Linked DNA regions of Mus musculus: region 2 is linked to region 1. A link is a loop called in an ENCODE intact Hi-C map of the cell type or tissue named here. Cell type or tissue: heart. All regions are shown on one strand. Links, peaks and the distances in the headings refer to the core of each region. The heading gives the core; the rest is flanking DNA. Region 1 overlaps Nck2 (non-catalytic region of tyrosine kinase adaptor protein 2). Region 2 overlaps Nck2 (non-catalytic region of tyrosine kinase adaptor protein 2).

The links. A loop is a pair of places that touch in the nucleus more often than their neighbours do. Peaks named below come from ENCODE experiments on the same cell type or tissue, not always from the same donor. Only the 100,000 strongest peaks of a DNase experiment are listed, where the experiment ranks them.
Region 2: a loop joins it to region 1, with 2.0 times the contacts of the local background. A loop is called at or near these places in 4 of 42 quality-filtered maps.

The regions. Positions count from the first base shown.
Region 1 is chr1:43,526,885-43,538,042 of GRCm38, reverse strand. Nck2 (non-catalytic region of tyrosine kinase adaptor protein 2) reads right to left here. Exons shown (of 5, transcript NM_010879.3): 3 at 4,250-4,491. The coding sequence starts at 4,475. Among named protein-coding and RNA genes, the nearest start is that of Nck2, 87 kb to the right of the region's middle. In heart, for the core only: no CTCF peak of the experiment used is centred there; no DNase peak of the experiment used is centred there; H3K27ac peaks cover 472 bases.
Region 2 is chr1:43,462,702-43,473,859 of GRCm38, reverse strand. All of the region lies in intron 1 of Nck2 (non-catalytic region of tyrosine kinase adaptor protein 2), which reads right to left. Among named protein-coding and RNA genes, the nearest start is that of Nck2, 23 kb to the right of the region's middle. In heart, for the core only: no CTCF peak of the experiment used is centred there; a DNase peak (open chromatin) is centred at 5,989.

The DNA.
Region 1 (11,158 bases), core at 4,214-6,713:
TGACTCATGACCTCTGCCTTTCTTCACATACATACACACATACACACACACACACACACACACACACACACACACTTTCCTCTCATCCTTTCAGAGGCCACAGTGCTTCTGCTTAACTTGTCTACTGTTCGTAGTCACTCAGGCATGGTTCAACTCCTTTGGGGCTGTGGTGGGTTCTAGCTAAAACCAGAATGGTAACAAAAATTGTGTTTGAGGCACTTGCAGAGAAATCTTTGAAAGTTATCTCTGGGGAGGAGGGGGTCTCCATCTCAAAATATTTTAGCATAAGGCTGATATCTGGCCTATTCAGTTATACAGATCAAGTTGTAATGTCAAGGCCAGAAGTAGCCTGGGCTGACTCACTGCTGAGCTCAGAGATGTCAGAACACTGCCTGCTGAACCAGCTCTTGACAATCCCTATTCTTCATGGAAATTTTTTCTTGACTGTTCATGATCAGGATCAGAGCATGAAAGGAGATCCAGTGGATAAATGTTTTGCCCTCAAGAAAGAAAATGTAAGATAAGATTGTTTTACTCAACTACAAATTATTAAAAGAAAAGAATGTTAATACTTTGAAGAGATGTTTTTGTCAAATATACTGTTGCCTTCAAGCAGCTCTAAGAAAACACAAGACATAAGTTTCCAACGGAGGAGAGGTAAGGCCCACCACACCACCATCTCCTCTCCTCACAGATAGAAACTCAGTTCACAGCACTGTGGCTCTGTTGGTGACGCCTATGTGATTTACTTCAAACTGGGAATGAACTATGGGGGTTCTACCATGGCCCTCAGATTCAGGTGGATTCCCACAGCCGTATAAAGCCTACATGAATGACATCACTCAGTTACAAGAATGGGTAGGCAGTGTAAGTCAGTATTGTTTTGATACCTCCCCACAGAAGAGACACTTTCCAATCTAAAACTCAACTCTGAGCACACACCAGAGTCTGTAACTAAACAGGAAGCCATAAACAGTTGTAGGGATAAAATGTTTATACATACTATGTCAAGAAGTGTCTCTGTTCTTCCTTGCTTGCCTAAGGCACTTTCTGATTGGTTAAATGACAATGCCTATGGCCTATAGCAAAAGGCAGACTAGAAGGTAGGACACTGACTGAGAAGGAATTCTGGAAGAGAGTCAGGCACAAGAAGATTCACCACCAAGCCACAGAGGAAGTTGGAAGTATGAAACGGAGAGGGTATCGGCAGCATTGCAGACCTTTTAATAGAATAAATGGGTTAATATAAAAGATAGTTGAGGATTAAGCCTAAGATAAGGCCAAAACCATTGTTAAAAAAAAATAAGTCTCCCTGGCATTATTCAGACCAAGGATAGGCACAGAAAAGCCCAAATGGTTACGTTTAGTCTCTGGGGTTTATATTAAAAGGGATATCTGGGAGACAGGAGGAATTACAGAAAGAACTCTCAACTTTCTGTGGCCTACAAACTGGGGAAAGACAGGCTGTAGAGGAAAGAAGCTATTGCTTCTTTCACATAGAGATTGCACATAGAGATTTGCACATAGAGATCGTGGTAAAGATGCCTCCCCTTCTTCTAGGTACTGCCTCAACAGGAAGCCTGTACTTAAGATAACCAGGTCTCTCTTTGTCCAATGGCAAAGGTGATCATGACGGGTAATAAAAACAAATGAACAGACCACAACAACAAAGTACTAAAAATGGAGAGCAAGACAGTGAAGTAGCTTAATGGATAAGGAAGCTTGCCATCAAATCTGAAGATCTGATGAGTTCAATCCCTGGGACTTCCATGGTAGAAAGAACAGATGCCCATGGGCTGTCTTCGGCCCACACATACATGTTGTGGCACATGTACACCCCATTCTGTATGTGCATGCACACATAAAATGTGGAAAAAAATTAATCAGGCTACTTCTCCCTAAATCCCAAGGCCCCTTGGCTATGAAAATCAACTCCTATTAATAAATATGGATATCTAAAACATAGCTTATCTGTATTTTTGCAATCTTTCATGCTTAATGCAAATGTTTCCTAAGAACGATGTGTTGAAGCTGAGACAGAAGCTCACAGAAGAGCTGTCACTCACTGAAGAGATTTGTTCTGCTTGGCATAGCCCTGGAGGGCAGAGTCAGAGCCAAGGGGAGGAAGTCGGAGAAATGTAAAATTTCGATTCTATTTAAGGAAGCACTTTCTAACAATCTGTATTCTCCAAAAATGGAATTGGCCCTTTCTAGCAGTGTAAGTGTTCCAGCAGGGCTAGATGGCGGTCTGTCAGTGACAGGGGAGCCGGCCCAGCACCAGGGTGAAGATGTGCTGGTTTGCTCTGTAACTAGGGTTGTGAAACAAGAGGAACTGATCGCACTCAGGGAAATCTGAATACACTGGGCAAAGATAAGGCTGGAGCTCCAACCGAGGCCTTATCTTTCCTTCTAAGAAAGTCAACTGCAGCCCTTGAGGGCTTGGGGGCTCACTTATTCTACCTCCAAGTCCTGTGCATTTTGTGGTTTATAGACTTCTCAAGATTTTTTTTTTAAGGCAAAATATATCAACAATGCTCAACATTACTACAGAGGGCGTGTTAAGAGGAGGCTAGAAAATCAAATATTCTCAGAACAACACTGAAGCACCAGCCCATTCAACATCTTCTTTATTTATCATACTTAACTAAGAGTCCTAAGAATAGGACAGCAGCATTTCTTTCCAGTGACTGTCTCAAGCAAGGAAAAAAAATACACAAGGGAGAGAGTTCAGTGGAAAAAGACTTAGAATGCTAATAACCAATGGAATTTTTCCAGCAGCCTCAGCGTCTACATTAGCCACACACATTCTGAAAAAAACCAACCATAGCACAAAACACCTCCCGATGACTGAAGGCTTCACCCACTGAAGAGTGCGCACTGATCTTTATAGACTCTACAAGGAAGAAGATGGGGACTGTGCAACACCCACCACATTCAGTGTGATTTTGTTTTCAGTTTCCCCATATTTCCTTCACCCTGCCCCCTCCAATGAAACTAATCCTCTTTCAGTAACACACAAAGAAAGCCTATAGACACTTAGCCCAGGTGAGGATACTGGCTCACTTCCATGACAAACCTCAAGTGGCAAGCTGCCATTGTTGCCTATAAACAACTTTATACTTACCTGAGGAGGCAACAATTGTAAACTGTCAGCTCAGTTCAGCTGTCCTTCCACAGAGCCCTCCCGATTCTATTCGTAGATAATCTGAAGCAGTAACCACGCTTGGTGAGCACGCTGTGCACATTCAGGTGTGGTTGCCCATCACTGTGGTATGACCCTGTCTGACCAGGTACTATGGACTAATGTGGTTTGAATGTATCTCCTTACCGTGTGCTGAATTAAATCCCCTACAGAGGATGTAAGAAAGAAGAAACTGGTTCCTATCACAGTGGTTAGAGGTGGGGCCTTTGGGTGATAGAAACTGCATAAATACTGGTGTTTACAGAGGGAACAGTATCAGAAAACACACACAGTCAATTCTCTATCTCCCCTAGTCTCTTGCCAGATTGTACTTACACCACACTGAAAATTTGCCAAGAGGGCAATACAAACACAGCCACTTGACTTTGGACCATGAGTGTAAGCCAAATTAAGCCTTATTCTTTATAAAGTAACCTAACCTCAAGCAGCTTGTTACAGTGACAAGAAAGGAACTAATATACCAGAGGAAGAAAAGAGGCACAGCTGTGAAGAACGAGATAACCAAACAGGGCTGATGGAGGGGTCCATTTGAGAGGCTTCTGATGTCATGTTGCTAATCACCACAACTACACATTAACTGCCTGAAACTGTGGAATAAAATATCCTATCAACTAAGACGAGGGGAAAGCGCCTTCTCCTTCTGTGTGCACAGAGGCCAATGCACGGGAGTTTGTAAGATAAAAGGCTGGCACACTGACAGGAAAAACTACTGAACTTGTCATGATTCTAAGTCAGGGTCCTCTACAAAGAGACAGACAACTGTGTAGGGGTCCATAGCACACAGAAGAGTTGATTTACCCAAGATCCCAAACTGTATAACTTATCCAGAAAATGATAAGGAGAGTCTTTATCTTGATCTCAATATAAAACACAAGGAAGAGGCTATCAACATTAACACTTGGCCCCAAAACACACACACACTACATACACATACACACACACCCCATACACATGCACACACACACGCACGCACACAGGCACATACAGATACACACACGCTGAAGCAACAGTGCTATCCCGAGTGTTCCTGTGGGTATGGACACTCACCTAGTGTGTCCTTGAGGTTCTTCACCAGGGAGCCCTTCTTCAGGCTGTTCTTACGCTCCACATAGTTGGAAGGCACGTAGCCTGTCCTGTTGGCAGCATTCCTCACCCGCCACCACGTCTTGGAGTCATCTAGCAGCCACAACCGCTCGTTCTTCCTGATGTCGAGCTCCTGGTCCTGCTGGGCAGTGTAGTCCCACTTGGCTATGACAATGACTTCTTCTGTCATCTTTCATGGAGTCCTTCTGCCAGCAAAACATTTAAAGATGCTCATTAGCTACCTGAACACCTCTCCTCTGACAGATCTGAAAAATTGTCAACGACAGCTCCTAGGACCACAACTGCCACCAGTGTCCTTCCAGCCCCTTGAAGCACTTGCCCTTAGAATGACCTACCCGTCAGCTCTAATGCTGCTGAGAAACAACATTTTGTAATCAAAGCCTGCAGCCCCTCTCAGTGCATTAAACACACTGCACGTTTTACTGAAGCTAGATGCAAACTTGGGGGGAAAAACACTCAAAATAATAATCTCATATTTAAAGTGCTCATTTGACAAGTGACACTGGCCCCTTATAGCTGACACGCTTACACTCCTATTCTCAGCATATGCTGAGAATTTTGAAGATATTTAGTAAATATAACACATTCAAACTACTGCTTTAAACTCAGATTCACTTAATGTACTACTAATGCCAATGTGGTATCCTGAGACGGAGAGTAAAATATACAAAGAAAATTTGTGAAAACACTGTTGAGATGTAAACAAAGCCTAAACAACAGCAATGTACCCATGTTAATTAGTTTTGACAATTCAATATCATATTTCAACACTGGAGAAATTAGCTAAGGGCTAATTTTCTGCACAAATAACTATACAACTTTCCTATAAATGTAAGATTACTCTCGAAAACAAAGCAACACTTAGATATTTACCACTTTATTCATAATTCCCCAAACTGGGAAATAAACAAAGATAGCCTTCAGTAGGTGACCTGATAAACCAACTGTCAGTGGATTACTTAAGTGCTAGGCAAAGAGCACGAGGAAACGCAGATGCTTCCTAGAATTGAAGGCAGACAGCGAGGTGGATTTGGACATAGGGTCTCCTTTGAGCAAACTTTACTGAAGTCCCTGGGACCCTGCTCTCTATTGCTTTTGTGTCCATCTCTGGATCACCCAGTGTTAGCAAGAACCATCCAGCCCTGACACCTGAGCAGGTTCCTAGACTCCCACCATGCTGCATGTGACGGTTGGTCACCTGGTCTCCTTCAGCAAGCTTCCTGTTAGATGAGCTCATTCAGGACCCTCCACAGCATATTCCTCCTCCCCTCTGGCTGTAAACTCCCACTTATCTCCACACGGGGAGCTGAACTGTCTTCCTGACTGTAGAACTCTGTTGTAGGAACCCCTGAACAGTCTGCCTTGCTGTCTCCTAACTAGTTCTTATTAAAACAAACAGTAGAAATCCGATGACGTCAATCTGGGATGTACTAGATAGGAAAGAAAACAATACACAGAGGTACCACCTACCTCAGCAACTGTACCCTTCTCAGGTAGAAAATGCACAAGTGTTCTTGCAGCAGAAAAGTCATAGTCAGCCCCTCTACTGACTGGACACACCCTTCAGTTATTGAGGAGTAATGACAGGATACGTGACCCAAACCCCTCTCTCCTCTTGACAGAGTTCCCCTGATTTTACCTCATGAGTTCAGAGTCACAGGAAACCTATGCACCTGACCCATGGAGGCATGAATGACACATTCTACCATATTCAGGCACATAAAAATAATATGTATCTTCTCACTTATGAATTACCATATTAGATAAAAAAATCATTTGGGAAAATGAAAATTCTTGTAAAGTGTATACATAATGCACATAATATGCAAGAGGGTAGAGTTTACTCAAAGTTCTTCTCAAAGCTGGAGACAGATAGCTAACTACCTGCTGTCAGAGGACCCCCCCCCCTCCCCCCAGTCCATAGCTTGTAGCACACACATCTGATTTCTCTATCAGATTAGACCCGAAACGCATCAAAGTGAGCATCTCCTTTAAAGTCAAGGACAAGAACAATAGTAATAAAAAAGAGGTTCAGAGGGGATTCCATTTAAATACCAGGTCTGCTGCCGAATTATATAATTTCCAAAATGATTTTAAATAGGAGCAGATCATCATGTAAATCAGTTGATATCCAGCCAACCAACGCTCTCTACTGAATTTCCTTCTGCATCAACAGTCGTTATGAGAGGACTTGGATGCGTTTATTTCAGTGCATGCTGAAAGCATAAGGCTTATAAAAACACAGCTTCCTGCTAAGCCACAGAACAGGGTGTTGGAGAGGCCAGAAATGTGCAGCAGTTGCTAAGGGATGCAGCAGGCACCAAGTGCAGGTAGCCAAGAAAAAGCCACATGCACTGCCGGAAGCCAAACTAGAGGCAGAGGGGCCAGATGTCCCAGATGCGGGATACGGAGGTGCAAGACTTGGTGTTTTTCTGGCTAGGATTCAGTCTTGTTTTAGTGGGATCTTTCCTTGTTATGCTCTAAGATTTGTCTCAAGTCTTGGAAAAGACTTTGAACTTCTAACACTGTTGAGATAAGAGTATGAAGTCTTTCAAAGTTAGAATAATGCATTTTGCATTAAGAGGTGGCCACAAGCCTCTGGGGACAGGGGTAAAATGGTACAGTCCAAGTGTTGTGTTTGGGTGCCTTGTGGTGTTCAAATTGTCAACCTAACTGGACTAGAAAACCTTCAGGGCATTAATGAGGCACAAGGATGTAGTGGGTAATTTTATGAGGGTGTTTCCAGAGAGGTTTAGTTGAGGGAAGATCTATTTTAAACATGGGTGGCACCAATCCATGGGTTAGCATCCTGAACTAAATACAGAAGGAAAAAAAAATGGTGAAAGGCAGCTGAGCCCCAGTATTCCCTGCCTTCCTTCCTGGTCAGGCCACAAACCAAGCTGCTTCCAGTGCCCTTCCTTCCCCGCCACGGTGAACTATCTTGTTCTGAACTACCAGGCCAAACAAATCCTTCCTTCCTTCCTTCCTTTATGGGAGTTGGCACTGCTTGGGAGCCCTTCCTCTGCCAATCATACCAGAACCTCCCAAAAAAGGCCAGGTGCCAGGATACCCTCTCATCTTCTCCTGTGCCCTCATCCCATCCCTTGGGTCAAATCTGTGAATACAACAAGAACCAAGGCAAGATCTTCTATCAGCTTTTAAACTGTCAGTTGGAAGCATAGAAGGGACTGCATAAAGTATGAAGGTCATGGCCCATTTGGCAACAATAAGATTTATGAATGTGTAACCAAAGAGTAATTGAGAATCAAGAAGGTCCTCACCCCAGTGAATCAGAGCTTCCTGCAGGAAACCGTTATGTGCAACACACTATACAAACACCTCCGCTCAGATTCCAGACTAGGCTGAGAGTCCTCCTGTCCATACAAAATCTTCTGTTTTTAAAGTAGCCGAACGGTTTTAATCACGGGGGAGAAGCCTTAACAGGTCCCTGCTGTTGGTCCTCTCTCCATGGAAGTTCCAAATTAGCACAAGCATGAGCTTCATAGAAGTGTTAAAAGCTCAGACTTGGCAATCCCAACAGAATCTCCAACAATTTCAGACATGGCCCCCATGTACACTTCTGCTACTTTGTACAATGTATGTCAAGCAGGGAGCGCAGCATTGATGATTATAAAATAAAAATATCAACTTTGAAAAACGTTCTTTATCAGAGGATGACCTTTATTATGTAAAAGCAAATACTAAGTAGAGATTTAATTCTCCATGAAAAATAAACAAGCTCATCTCATTACTATGCAAACTTACTCTCCAGCAGCATGAGGTTGTAAAGGGAAATGTTTAAGAAGCCCTGGCATGGGAATTAAATTCTGATATGGGATGGGCACATGATAGCCCTCATTTAACACAGAGAACAGACCCCATTCTGGAAAGCATCTCTTAGGAGACTGAGAATTAGAGATAGAGTGGTTTGTGTAGTTACAGAGCCAGGATCTTCACCAGGACTACGGCACCCATATCGGTCAGGCAATACAAACTGGAATTCATGGGTGAGGAGGAGGAAGAGGAGGAGGAGGAGGAAGAACAAGAGGAAGAAAAGGAGGAAAACTGGAAGTTACATGAGAAGGGACGGGAGGATGGAAAGGGTGGCTGGGGTGTGTGTAACTATATTCCAAACATATATGAAAATCTCTAAGGAAAAAATACTATTTTAAAAAGAATAATAACAACATTGACTTAGTTTGTTTTAATGATTAAAAAGGTCTTAATAAAGATTAACTATTGGAGGACTGCCAATCTAAATGTGAGAAGGAAGACATAGGATTTCACAAACAAAATTCAAAACATACACATAGACAAGCAGGAGGGCAAAGCAAGCCTAACATTTTTACTGGCAGGATATTGACTTGAAATGTCAGAAAAACACATCTGTGTGCATGTGTATACAGACATACCAGAGTGTGTGCCTGTGAGTAAGACAGAGAGAACAGGGGGTGGAGGGTGCAAACTGAGACCAAATGGAGACAGATGCCATCCCAATGCCAATTTTCAACAAAAATTGAATTATTCAAATTATGTAACAACTTCATGGAAGGTCTCTAGAATATTTTTTTCTATGTAACATATCATGCCTTAGATGGTGGAAGATAGCAACTATCAACTCACAAAAACTCACTCAACGCAGGCTTTGCAAGATGTGGTGAGTATGTGTCTGCATCCTATAAAGAGCACCTACAAATCTGTTGGATTACAAGACCAACATGAAGTAAGTTCACGAACTGTTTCCCCTGAGATGTGCAGATAATCCTGGATGATCCAGCAGGCTCTGGACAGCTACAATCATCCTTGCTAATCTGAGGCAAGAGAATCAGAGAAAGAATTAAGGATGCTATGCTGTAGCCAAGAGATGTCTCCAGACAGCAGAAAAGACAGTTGTCCTAGAGCCCCAGCAGTGAGCTTTTGGTGACACCGAGTAATGTCACCTAGTGGAACTTGTAAGGACTCTGAACTGAGAACCACAAGTGAAGTAGGGGACACTGTTTTAGGACATTCGCACTGTGGGCATTTACTCCTGCAGCAACAGGAAGCTGGTCTCAGTGAGGAGTTTTTCTTTGAAAACAGGAGCATCCTATATTCTCAATTTATTGAAGTATTCCTGGTCCTTGATTTGTGATCTGCAAAAGCCCATTTGCATTATAGAGACTGACTCATGAATGGGTTATAGAACCAACTAAAATTCTTGATTAACTTCAAGATGTGCGTAGATGGACTTGCCAGCGGCCAACTCATGGGACAGCACTTGGCAGGACCCTGATCTCCTGTTGGGGAACAGAAAGGCCAGTTGGTGGCTTTTTGCAGCACTGTTACTAATTACAGCAAATACACTTTAATCCTAACTAGGATACACTATGGAACCTAGTGGCTGTTCCAACTCTAAGTTAATTAAGTTATGACAAAAGGCAAGGTCTCTCCACCTTCCTAAAACAGAAAAACACACCACACATAAAAGAGAATATATATAATATCCCTAAGAGGAGTGAGTGCCCTGTACCATCTGCATCGTCAAGGAGTGCATGGTGACAGCCAACTGAGACCCGTGTCACAGTGTTTCATAAGGATGAGTACATCAAATGCCCACAAGAACCTTTTGAAATAGATGTTATCTACAGATGCACTTAGAAACGATGAAAGGGGGGCTTGGGATGTTCAGTGACCCACCTAAGTCCACAGAGTTAGAAAGCAGAATATATGGGGTTCAAATTCACCAGAAGGCGCTTTCCACAAACCCAAAGCTTCATTTACTATTCCCACTGCCTGCTCGTACCACTTGGAAGTAGAATTTTGCTGTTGTTCTAAAAAAATAAATCCCAGGGGGAAGATGGATGCTGATAAACAAAAGCCAAATCCAATTTCCTTTTGACAAATGAATAGGTGGCATTACTTCGGGAGAAACAGCAAGCCATGATCTCTTGGTGATGACTTGGAACAGGATTTGTGTTTTTAACATTTTATTAGAGAGAGGCAAAGTCTCCTGAGAGCAAGACTCAGGCTGGATGTTACAGAGCAGAAGTTAGCTTGCCTCGGTGGGTTATCACAGAGGGGCTCTTTCTGTGGTTTGTTTTCTAGAATTATTGGATGATGGCCTGTGATGTTGTGAATGGTTCCTTCCACAGTAACCAATGTGATGCCTTCTAATTATCTTTACAGTCAGGGTCATGCTCCCTTCCCCTCCAAGATGAAACAGAGAATAAGAAAATTTCCTTAACATGTGGGTCTGAAATGCCTGCTACATGCACATTCCTGAGACTAAACTCAAGTCAACAGAACCTACAACTGCCTGGAAAGCTTTTCAAAGAAAACAGAATAGATACCCGCTGCCTCAAAACCCAGCAAATACTATTTACAAATAATTGACTACTTTAGCCACAAGCTTGCTCACCTTCCTAACTTTCTGCAGTGCCCTCTTGGGCAGGTTAGACAACAGGAGAAAGTCTGGGTATTGTGTACTGCATGCCTTCCAGACACCAGTTAGTATAATCACTGCTAATTCAGCATAGTAATTTTATATAAACTGTGGACAACAAAGGCCTGAGACAGAGCTCTGCCTTCTTCCACATGGAGGCCATCTCAATAATGGGGCCAAGAGAAACAAAAGCAACTGGAAATACCCATCTGTGAGCATAAGCTCGATCAAGCTTGGGTGAAACGCCAGAGCACATGAAGAGTTCTCAGAAAAATGTGTTTCCAAAGTGACCCAAGACAAATAATAAGTAGGCACCATACTTTAGGGGTTGGTTTATTGAGCTTTGCTATTTAGTTTGCAACCATAAAAGAACCTGCAATTTCAATCATTTAAACATCTTATAAACATATCTATTCAGCTACACTCAACAA
Region 2 (11,158 bases), core at 4,516-7,015, 64 kb after region 1:
AACTGATTAATTAGCTGATTCTCTTAATTAGAAGGCAGCATGAAAAAGCTATCTTGTTGATAGTAGAATCTGTTTAAGGTAAGCTATAAAACAACTGAAAAGATGACAAGAAAAAAGAAGGTACTACTTGACATCAGGGAAAAATAAGAAAATCATACCGGGAAATAACTATCCTATTCAAACAAAACCAACTTGCAATTAAATCATAAAAATGGCATCTGGCTACAGATGATTTCAAAAAGTTATCCTGCATATGGGTCTAGAATGTGTTTGGATAACCTAACACAAAATGAACAGAAACCGGACACGGAAGTGGGGGGCGGGGATAAGGGATAAAGGTGGTCACAACCCCACCCTGCTTCTGCCGATTCAGGACACAGAACAATTTAACATTTCCAAATATTACGAAAAAAGGAAAAACGCATACAAAAGAGTCAAGTTCTCATCGAGGAAGAAGCCACATGCCGCACCCGTATGAATAAATGTTAGACAAATATGTAAACCCATACCTCAAAATCTGTCACAACCATTTTTTTAGAAAACCAAGTTTTTCACAAAACCAAATGAGTACCCAGACGACAGCGTATTTATTTCTAAACGAACCTACGTAGTAATGATTTTAGAAACCATTATTTTTTTCAACAGCACTCCATGTAAATCTTCTTAGGCCACACTTCTTTCATCATCTATCTAATTGGGAAGGGTGGCTTTAGAGGTGAGCACACACAGATATCCTTTAGAGCCTTCATGGCGTCTGTGGATTCAGGATACACTCTCCCACCAGAGCACGGTCCTAAAATGCCCAAGTCCCTTATAACAAAATGGTACAGTATTTGTAAAGAACTTACGAATGCTCTTCGATACGACACACAATACCTAACTCAGGGTGATTAATGCTACGTAGATAGCATATGAGAATATATCCTTTAAGGAATTATGACAAGAAAAAGATCTCAGGTACACATGGAAGCAATTGTGTCAGATCTAACTACACTGTCCACGTCCTGAGATTTTTCCATCTGAGGCTGCCTGAATCTGGATTCCAAAGACATGGTCTATACCATAGGCTACTTTCCAGAGGAGAAGGAAAGACTTCTTATTTGAAGAACCACATATGGCAGGTACCATGTGATTAGCTTAATTTCCTGTTGCAAGAAAAGAAAAGAAAAGACCCTGATAGAAGCTTCTTAAGGGGGGACGGTTTTATTTGGCTCAGAGCTCCTCATCCGCCAACTGAAGGAAGTCAGGAGGCAAGCACCTGAGGCAGTTTTGTTTACCTTTGTCAGTCCAAAGCCCAGCCCGTGAAATGGTGCCACCCACATTCAGGGTGTGCCTTCTTCCTACCTCAATTAACTCAATTAAGAAAATCCTTCACAGCAGCCCACGAGTCACACTAATCTAGACATTTCCTCATCGAGGCTCCTCAGGTGATTCAGACTGTGTCAGCCACCAAGCCACTGGAGCACTTCTATTCAAACTGGTTACCTGCCCCAGCGGCTCCAGGTACAGCGCAGAGTAACACAGAGGTGAGGCAGAGCAAACACTCCTGAGTGAGGCAATGGCCCGAGGAAAACAGGAACTCCTCACTTAGGTGAGAGGGCAGATCTGCTTAGAGCAGGGAACAATTTGTTGGTGAAGAAATGAGATGGAATGAAAGCTTGTTAAGAAGAAAGCCTTTGTAATAACTGAAAGGAAGGGGAAGTCCCACACTGGGACAAGGAGATGACAGCAGAGGCAGTCAGGACAACGCCAGAAGGTGGGATTAGGAGTCTGGCATGCAGGAGAGGGCAAGAAGTCTCAGGTTCTGAGGCAATATTTTTGTCACTGTCCTATGCATTTCCTCTACACTGATGACTGTATGCTAAGCCAAGAGTGACATGCAAGCCCTGATCCAGTACTGCCCAGTGCACTGGCCAGTCCCAGTACTGAGTGAGAGGGAACGCAGACAGGAGACATTAGGTCACTCTTGGAAGAGTTGGTATGAAACATGGTCCATAGCTAAAGATGAAGTCTAAGTAGGGTTACAATGAAAGAACAATGTCCCAGGGAGAAACACAACAAATGCGATCCTTTATCTCAGCCTTCTACTTATTAAACACAGGCAGATGATAGGGTCCTGTGTTATGCATGCAAAAGCTGGGTGTGTTCCCCTCTGGGACCAAGTATGCAAGCTCACTTTGGAGCTGAGTCTTGAGGAGGTCAAAGTCAACAGTCCAAGTAAGGCTTTGGTTTCCAAACTAGGGATTAAAAAGAGCAAGTACTCCCAAGAGGTTCTGAGAGGCTACTGGGAAGATACCAGAATGAATCACTCAGCCTCCCCAGGCCACCACATTGCCATCCTTAACAGCATCTGCCTGCATGCCTCTCCTCTGCCTCCAGTAGAGTGAATGAAAAGGGGGATTTTATAAGCCGAAGTTCCCCAACACTGGGCGGTGAGGGAGTTCCCAGACATCTTACAAGCCTGAACTGAGGGAAGGGGAACTGATAGGTAGTCCTGAGAGTGCCCATGGACAGGGGAAGTCAAAGCCCTGGGGGCTTCTGGGAACAGTTGTAGGGAAAAAAATACAGATTTGAATGGCAGGTAGGTCCAAGAGCAGAAAGACAGCCTTGAGACCAAGACTTTGACTTTGGGCAGAAGAAAATGGCTAGGTATCCAGCTTTTTCTAGAAAGGTTTATGGACTCTAAGAAAACCTGAACTGCCTCCTTTTTAGAAATATTAGCTTTTAAAAACTTTCTTTTAGTCATAACAAAATACTGGTTTCTACCTAAGGGGCATAATAAGAGTGAAAGTACTCTTGAAGAATCTGTCCAAACCAGGCCCCACGTTTCTTACTAGAAACGATCAGTTATAAAACGGCAGAATCACAGTGTTAACAGCAGATCTGATAACGAGCGGTCGAGAAGCATATCAGATGCCAGGCCAGCGCGTGAAGCCCAGACTACTCCTTAGAATGACTTCCTTCAAGAGCTGAACTACTTTAAAAGACCAAAAATATTTTTACCAACCTGCTAAACATCTCCATATTTAAAATAATGGAAACTAATTCACAAGCCAGGGGGGAAAAAAATGGCTCAGTGGGTAAAGTACTTGCTGAGCAAAAAGAAGGTGCTGACTTAGATCCTAGCACCCAGGCCAGGCATGATGGAACATGCCTAAATTCCCAGTGTTGGAGAAAGCACAGCATGAATGGGAGGATCCTGGGAGCTTGATGGTCAGCTGGTCTAGCCAATCAGTGAGACGCCGTGGAGAGCAAACTGGGAAGATGTCTGACATTGAATTTGGCCTCCCCTGGGCATACATAGGTATGCATATTCACCCACCCACCCAGACAGACAGACAGACAGACACACACACACACACACACACACACCACTAGTAACAACTCAATTTACTCTTGCTGTCCACATCCCAGGCACTATTGCCTGCTGATACCACAGGCAGTCTAATTCTGAGTTATGTCAGGACCGTTTTAGAGACCCTTGGCCTTTCTTTCTAAAGCAGATCTACTAACCTTCTGCTTCTAAAGCCCCCTGCTTCCACTGACACTATTTTAAATACCATCATTTACACAAACACACTCACATACGGTGTAAGTTTCCAGCCTCTTAATTACCTAGAAACAACCACGCTGTGTATTTCACCCACTAGCAAAGTAGAAGGCAGGTACAGGTGCGACCCTTCATAAGAATGTCCGCCATAAGAGGAGGTACCAAGTGTGTTTCCTCCTGAAGCTGTTAAGACACTCAGAGGCCATCAGCCACCCTCTTCAGTTTTAAAGCATCTGTACAAAGACATGCTCAGAGTAGGAAATGCTTAAACCTCTCAGACACCCCTTTAGCGGCCAGGATCCGCTTAATTCCATAGCGGTTATTCTACTGCGACACCATTCCTGTGAAAAGGCTTAAATAAGGCTCGGCACAAGGCACCGCTCTGCTTGTCTTGCTCTGGGGTTTGTTGTGTGGCACTAGAGCTGGGCCCCAGAGCCTCACGCAAGTTAAACAAATGTTCTACCCAACCTTACCCATATTGTAACTATCCATCTACAGACCTTCTCTCCTAGAGAAGAAGGATCAAGAAACAATCTACGTGATACAGGCTGACTGAAGAGGGCAAGATCTGAGACAGAGCTCTGGCTCCTAGTCCTGAATGCAGCTTCATATTAAAAAAACCTAAAAAATAAACATTAAAACGCCAAGTGAGTGTAGCTTAGTGATCGAGCGTTCTCCTCCAAGTATACTCAAGGCCCCAGCTTCTATTCCCAACATGTGGGGTAAAACAACGCCGTGCAGAAGCACCACAGGAGGCAAAGAGAGGCTAAAGACATCACTAAGAACTCAAAACCCTCTGCTACGTTAATTACCAGCAGCACCTAGACGCACACACCCTATCCACCAAACCTGGCTAGATGAGGCCGAGCAGATCCAGAGCGCTACGGTTATGAGACAAGCTCCCATGTCAGTCTGCTCTGCGCACCGTCCACAAGGACAGTGGGCAGGATGGAGAGAGTTTTAGCTACATAACCTATTTCTCGGAAAGCCCACAGGGAAACTTATCTTCCACAGCTCGGTTATTCTTCAGCAAGTTATTGTGAGCACAGTCACAATGCTACGCTTAAAGATCCCTAGTAATGTTACTATATTTTCCTGCATTTGCTTCCTGAGAACCAAGATGTGGGGGAGTTACCAGTGCAGTGAGATTCACAATTACTCAGACAAGGGCAAGGGAGAATGGAAAATAAGCAAGCCTCAGCTGCTCACAGAGAAGTGTTTTAAATAGGTCTTGCCAGCTGGGGAAGGGGTGGGGATGGGTGGGCCTTGAGTTAGTGCTGCCCTGTCATGGAAATAATACAAAAAAGTATCTCTGGGCAGTGTTCTAGGCTTCCAGACAGAGCTCCCAGAAAACCTCAGAATTTCCAGAGTGATAGTTGATCCTGGGCCACAAAAGGCCACGACTGAACTTGTGCGTATGATGGGACATAATATGGGGGTCTTTCGATCTTGCCTCCACTGCTTGCTCAGAGGAGAGATGAACAGTAACTGGGTCTTAACTCTTAAACACTGGATTGGGGACTCCCTGGTTAATGAGCCCCTTGGGGTGATTTTCTGAAGGAAACTGGAAAGGTTGTAAAAACTCTGGAGCCACTCACTGCCCCAGCCACACACAGCCTGTGCATCCTTGTCCCCTGCCATTCCTGAATTGCATGTCCCCTAACAAACTAGCAGTAACTGACTTCTGCAAAATGTGGTGTTGCAGGTAGACCCGGGGCCTTTCCTGAGTCCTGGCAGCTGTCGCATGGCATTCATGAACAGGAAGAGGAAGGCATGGGAACTTATTAACTGATTAACTGATCAGTCAGAAATAGCGGCGGTTCTTTTGCAGCTAGCATCTGAAAGGGGGCCGGGGAGGGGCAGTCTTGTTGAGCCAAGTGCTCATAACTTAGGAGGAATGTACCAGTCCTGCAGTCTGCATTGGGGGTGACTATTATATAGGCCAGCCAGCTGGTATCAGAGGATGGGGCTGCCTACTATGGGGGCTTGCTTCCTCAGGATATGGCTATTCCAGCTGTGACGTGCTACAGAGTAAGACACATAACAGGGGGAACGCTGCAGTCTTCAAAAAAAAAGGGGGGGGGGGTTGGAATGTAGTAAATTGACACGCTGACTATATGTTGGCATGACATGGGTTCTACTGGGTTCATCCACATACCACTAAAATCTGTCTGCTTCCTTTTACTTTTCAGTTGTGGTTGCGGGGGTCACGGGTGCTATATCTGTAGTGCTCGCACACAGGTTGCCCTCTGTTTCTACAGGATAATACTTTGAAATTTACCTCAAATTTTCCATGAAGAAACAAGCAAGTCTACAGATTAAGACATCGGGTATAAGCCAGGAACCACTCTGTTTCAGAAACCCTCTGCTGAAGGCTGCCTCCTCCTCTTGCCCCAGAAAACAGTGCAGAGCTATGGTGCCAAGAAAGGGGCAGGCAAGGCTCCAAAGCAGCATTGTCACACTTCAGATCTGTACTTCCGGCGTACAGGGTGAACAGGCTTCTTCCAGAAAGAGCGAAAAAAACACAGTGTGTTGGCCTTGTGGGTCACAAGCTCACAATTACTCAATCCCACTACACTACCACGACTATGCTACCACGACTATGCTACCACGAAAGCGGCCACAAGCAGCATGCAACTGACCAATCCCAGCTGTCTTCTTTTTCTCTTTTTTGATTTTGTGTATTTCTTTCTTTGCGACAGGGACTCATAGCCAGGCTGGCCTTGAATCCCTGATCCTCCTGCCTCCATCTTCCAAGTATTAGGGTTATGTACCACCATGCCTGGCCAGGGTGTGTTCTAATACGGCTGATCACACAAAAGGTAGCGGGACAGATTCAGTCCAGGGGCTATTTGCCAAGCACTGTTCTACACATTCAGAAAGAGATATTCCTAAATGTGTCTTATCAGCGCACCAAGCTAGAACATCTACAAAAATACCTTCCACAAAACAGCAGTTAAGCTATTGTGGAAACAAGGCTAAATGAAAAAAATAAAGTCCTACCGAGTTAACTCAATGTCAACTTCTAAGCTTTTATTGTCCATCACGAGCAGACTATGCTGGCAGTTGCCCTACAGTAACAACTGAATGGGAAGTTACATTAATACATTTCTCTACTTTTTAAATGGGGTTGCCTACAGTGGCTCAACAACAATAAATATGACACCACTAAAGTAAAAGGGATCTAATGAAAGGAACAGACAGGACTCCACAATCAAACACTCCAGGCTTCCTCTTTCTAGAGAGAGGAAGGTGAGCACGACCGTTCAGCATTGGTAGGTGAGAGTGGACTTCACCCACACAGAATCCCTGCAATGGCAAAGCGCACAGAGGGAATAAAACCCCCGCAGGCCCTCTAAACACAGACACAAGGTTTGTGGATGGAATTATGCTCAGTCAGCACCAGAAGCAGCAGCCCCTGGTTCCGTGTGCTGCTGAGCACCATCCACCTCACACAGCGACCTATGTGCACCTATGTGCAACCCACATGGAAGGAGTTAAAGGACAGCAGGCTTCTGAGACCAACACTTCCCTCCACTCCTGAGTCTGACCAACAGTATGCATCCAAAAACAGAAACAAAAAACCCCTGAAAACAAAGGCACTAGTCTATCATTATACTAACTTGTAGACATTAAAACTAGTAATAAATCTAACAGACCTCATTACAGAAGGCAACAGAATGCAGGGCCTGAAACCTATGAGGGAGCAGAGGCAGGGTGTGTGGATGCAAGCACAGTCTGCAGAAGCCCATCCCTGGGTTCCTAGCACAGGCCACAGTGTAGATGGGCTCTGGGAAGGGAAAAGAGCCCTCAGAGAGCAAGGTATCTATGGCAGGTTAAAACAGACCAAGTTCTCCTACTCCTTCCAGTGCCTCCAGGACCACGCCCTCAGCACACACAGTTCCCAGCTGGAAGGCCTGCACACCTTCTGTGCCCCTCAAGCTGCGAGTGCTGCGGCATTTCACACCCACTGGTTCAAACTGGCCCTCACCTCCAACATCTCCTCTTCACCCTTTTGCTAAAAAAAAAAAAAAAAAAGGTACCCCGTAAAGTAATTTTCTGCACTCTTGAAAAAATTAGGGGAAACACCATAAAAACCTCACGGAGAACGAGAATAGTAATTTTGAAGAGTCATGCTTGGTAGCAAATGCTGACCAAGAAGTAATAAAAATAGGCCACTCTGGTATCCTGTATTAGTCACCTGACACTGCGTAATAAACAGTACACGTGTAGCAGCTGAAAATACACAGCCTACTACTAAGCTCTGTGAGTCTGGAGTCTGGGCCTGCCACATCCAATACACATGCCTACAAAGACACCCAGTCAAAACATGTCTTCTTCTAAAACGTACAATCTAAATAGTACCTCTGGTAGGCTATCTGCCTGTTTCAGGCATGACAAGCTGACGGAAAATACAATAATGTGCCACATAATGAAATTTCAGTCACTGACAAATCACGTAAGTTACAGTGGTTCTTAGGGGACACTGGAACACAAACATCCTACAGACTGGTAATGTCACAGCCACCCTGGCACTGATGCTCATGGAACCGACTGTGCCACATATGTAAATGCATGTGCAATTGTATGCAGGACATTACACTTGATGATAAATGACTGCTCATAGCACACACACACATACACACACACACAAACTATAACCCCTCTGCTGTCTTAAATACTTGGAGCTTACTGTGTCTCCTGATTGCCTCATGTTCTCTTGTGCTTAATTTAATCTTGTACAGCTGTCATCATGACTACAAACAAGAGAATGAACACACACATACATACATACATCCAGACCTTCCAGGTGTGTAACATGGCTGTCTGGTATTCCTGTACCATTTAGGTTTGTGACATGAATCACATGACAGATTTCTCAAGCACACCCCCACCATTAGATGATGTTTGTGTGTAGCAAATGGGTTACTAAACAAAGGAATACCCAGGCCTCTCTTTCATCTGGCCACTGACTAAAAGCATAATAATCCAACTCTACCATTTACCCTGTGCCCCAAATATGGCTCCAATGAACAACCTACCAAGAGCAACAGTCACTCTTAAAAGGACATGCCAAGGCTAAGAGTGTTTCATCTGTTGTCAGGAAGTCCCTTCAAAGGGAGAGATGTATGTGTTGAGAAGATTGTACAGTTATACACAGTGGCCACAAAAACAGAGGCTGCAAACATGAAGCTGAGAACAGGAAGTCTGCAAGATGGGGAGGAGTCTTCTTCACAACTGTCTTAAGGAGTCTGTTCTGCTCATTTTAGCAAGACATGAATTTATAAAATTAGAACAATAAAGAGATACACTCAATAAAGAAGAATAAAGTTACTGTGTCATCCTTACTATTCAAAGGCATCCATACCACAGAAAGAAAATAAATAAAAAGTGCCAAAAAACTGTGTCTCAGAAATCAAGGTCTCGGGCTAGGGGTGTGGTTCAGTGGTAGAGCTCTTGCCTAGCATACCTGGGGCCCTCATAAATAAATCTCTAAGTAAGCAAGTAAGAAAGGAGGAAAGGAGGAAAAGAAAGGGGATGGATCTGGGTCTCAATAAAATACTTGGAGCTCTGTTTGCACCTACAGATCTTTTTGCCTGGCAAAGCCGCCAGCTTCTCTTTAGACAACCAGAACTGGTTTCCTTCCCAGACAGACAGGATTGGCTATCAGATTCTGAGGCAGCTTCACAGTGCTTTGGGCTTGAACCCTGAAGCAGCAGCCCTGGGAGGGCAGCCACAGCTAAGGGAGCTCGTCCACTCAAACTGCATGGCTAAAATAATTATGGATGTCTACCACACACCGCCCATTAATCTGGAGAATGAACATGCAACACACCTAGGAATCGTGACTGTGGCCAATGCCAAGCCAAGCACCATGGCAGAGGCGTGCAAATAGAGCACACCCACAGGAAAATGCTCCAAAGTAAAGCTGCCAAGACTAGCAATTGGATAAATTGCTTAGCTTCTTCAAACCAGCCACTTCATCTGTTAAACAAGGACAAGGGCAGCCTTGTAAGGTTGTAGAGAGAATCAAATTAGACAACAGGTATGAAATGCTCAGCCCTGTTAAGTACTCAATAAATATCAGCGCCTGCTGCCGTGGCCGTGGTGCTTTGAGAGCGCACCTCTGAGGCATCGCTAAAGGGAGTTTCTCACCCCTGGTATTTACAGTGCTGCACCCACAGAAGCCCAATGCAAGCAATGTGTGTGCCAAGTCTTATCACTGAATTTTCACAGCATTTTTCTTTAAACACAGGTCAAAAGCTCCAAGGGCTGCTTTGCCTCAGAACACCAGAGAGCCAAAAAACCTTAAGGCGTGAGATCTTCTAAAGATACTGACATTTTTTCTGTTCCTAGACGTCATCACAAGGCTGTAAAGGCCCAATCCAACTGCCAAAACATTATAAAATAACCTCTTAAACCAAACAAATGTACATTAGTGTTTTTAGCCAAGAAACAGTATATAATTTCCTACTATGAATTAATTCTTTATTTATAAAAACAATAATGGAGCTTTTTATAACTTAAATAAATTGTTTTTAGATTTTCCCCCCCTTGGAGAACATATTTTATGTTATCTACCTGAAGGTAGGTAACACATTGCAAGGCTGGGAAGAGTTCTGTTAGGTAACAAAATTGAGCTACTTTCCTGCAAGGCCTAGGCAGACGGCCTCTGGCCGGTGGCAAGGACATCATCAGAAGGCAGGATTATGTTTGTTCCAGCCAGGTCTGTCTTTCTATGCCGTGTGCCCTTTCTCTACAGGCACATTACTGAGGCCTGGAGACTTTTTCAAGAACCTTCTGGGTTTTAAATGGTTTTGGTTTTAGGCAATTTTAATATCGTAAGTTACTAACTCAATATTCCAAACTAATTTTGAGATATGGTCACAGGTCACCTCAGGCGGGGCATCTTTATGCACACAATGACCAGCAAGATCGAGTGGCAGGTCTAACAGGAAATCAAAGGAAAGCGGAAAGGAATCTGCCTTCGCCTGCAGCATGCAGCCACGGTGGAACCACATGGAAATTCCTGTTATTTCTCTGGTCATTGCAAAGGGTATGGACTGTGCCACTAAAGTCACGCTTAAAGGAAATACTATATATGAACTAAAAGCTGGTCAGAATAAAAATGCCTGGTTTGGGTTTCTGTTTTGATCACAAGTCCACAAACCCCTGTGAAGTTATCAGCAGACGGGTGTGGATAGGATAAGTCTTCTCTAAGAAATAATTCTGAACTCTATACAATATCAGCTCCAACTCCCATTTTAACAAACCTTTAGATCTCAAACTGGGGGCTGAAGCAGAGATTAAGTCCCTTTTCAGAGAAGAGAGTTCCTGATTTGCCGTGGCTGTAAGTAGGGAAGGCAGATTCGAGATGATTCATAAGTATTGGCCAAGCTTGCGATCTGACACTTGCCCAGTAAGTCCTGGAGCCGACACCCTCAGGCCAGGCCTCCCTCAGTTTGAAGAATCAGCAGAAACCCCTGGCTCACTCCCCACTCTCACAGGCATCTTTCCAGTCACCAGCCTTGTGACAGGAAAGCCCAAGACAGCCCTGAATGTTCCCCAGCCCCATAAATGTCATGGAGTCAAGTGGTATCCACACAA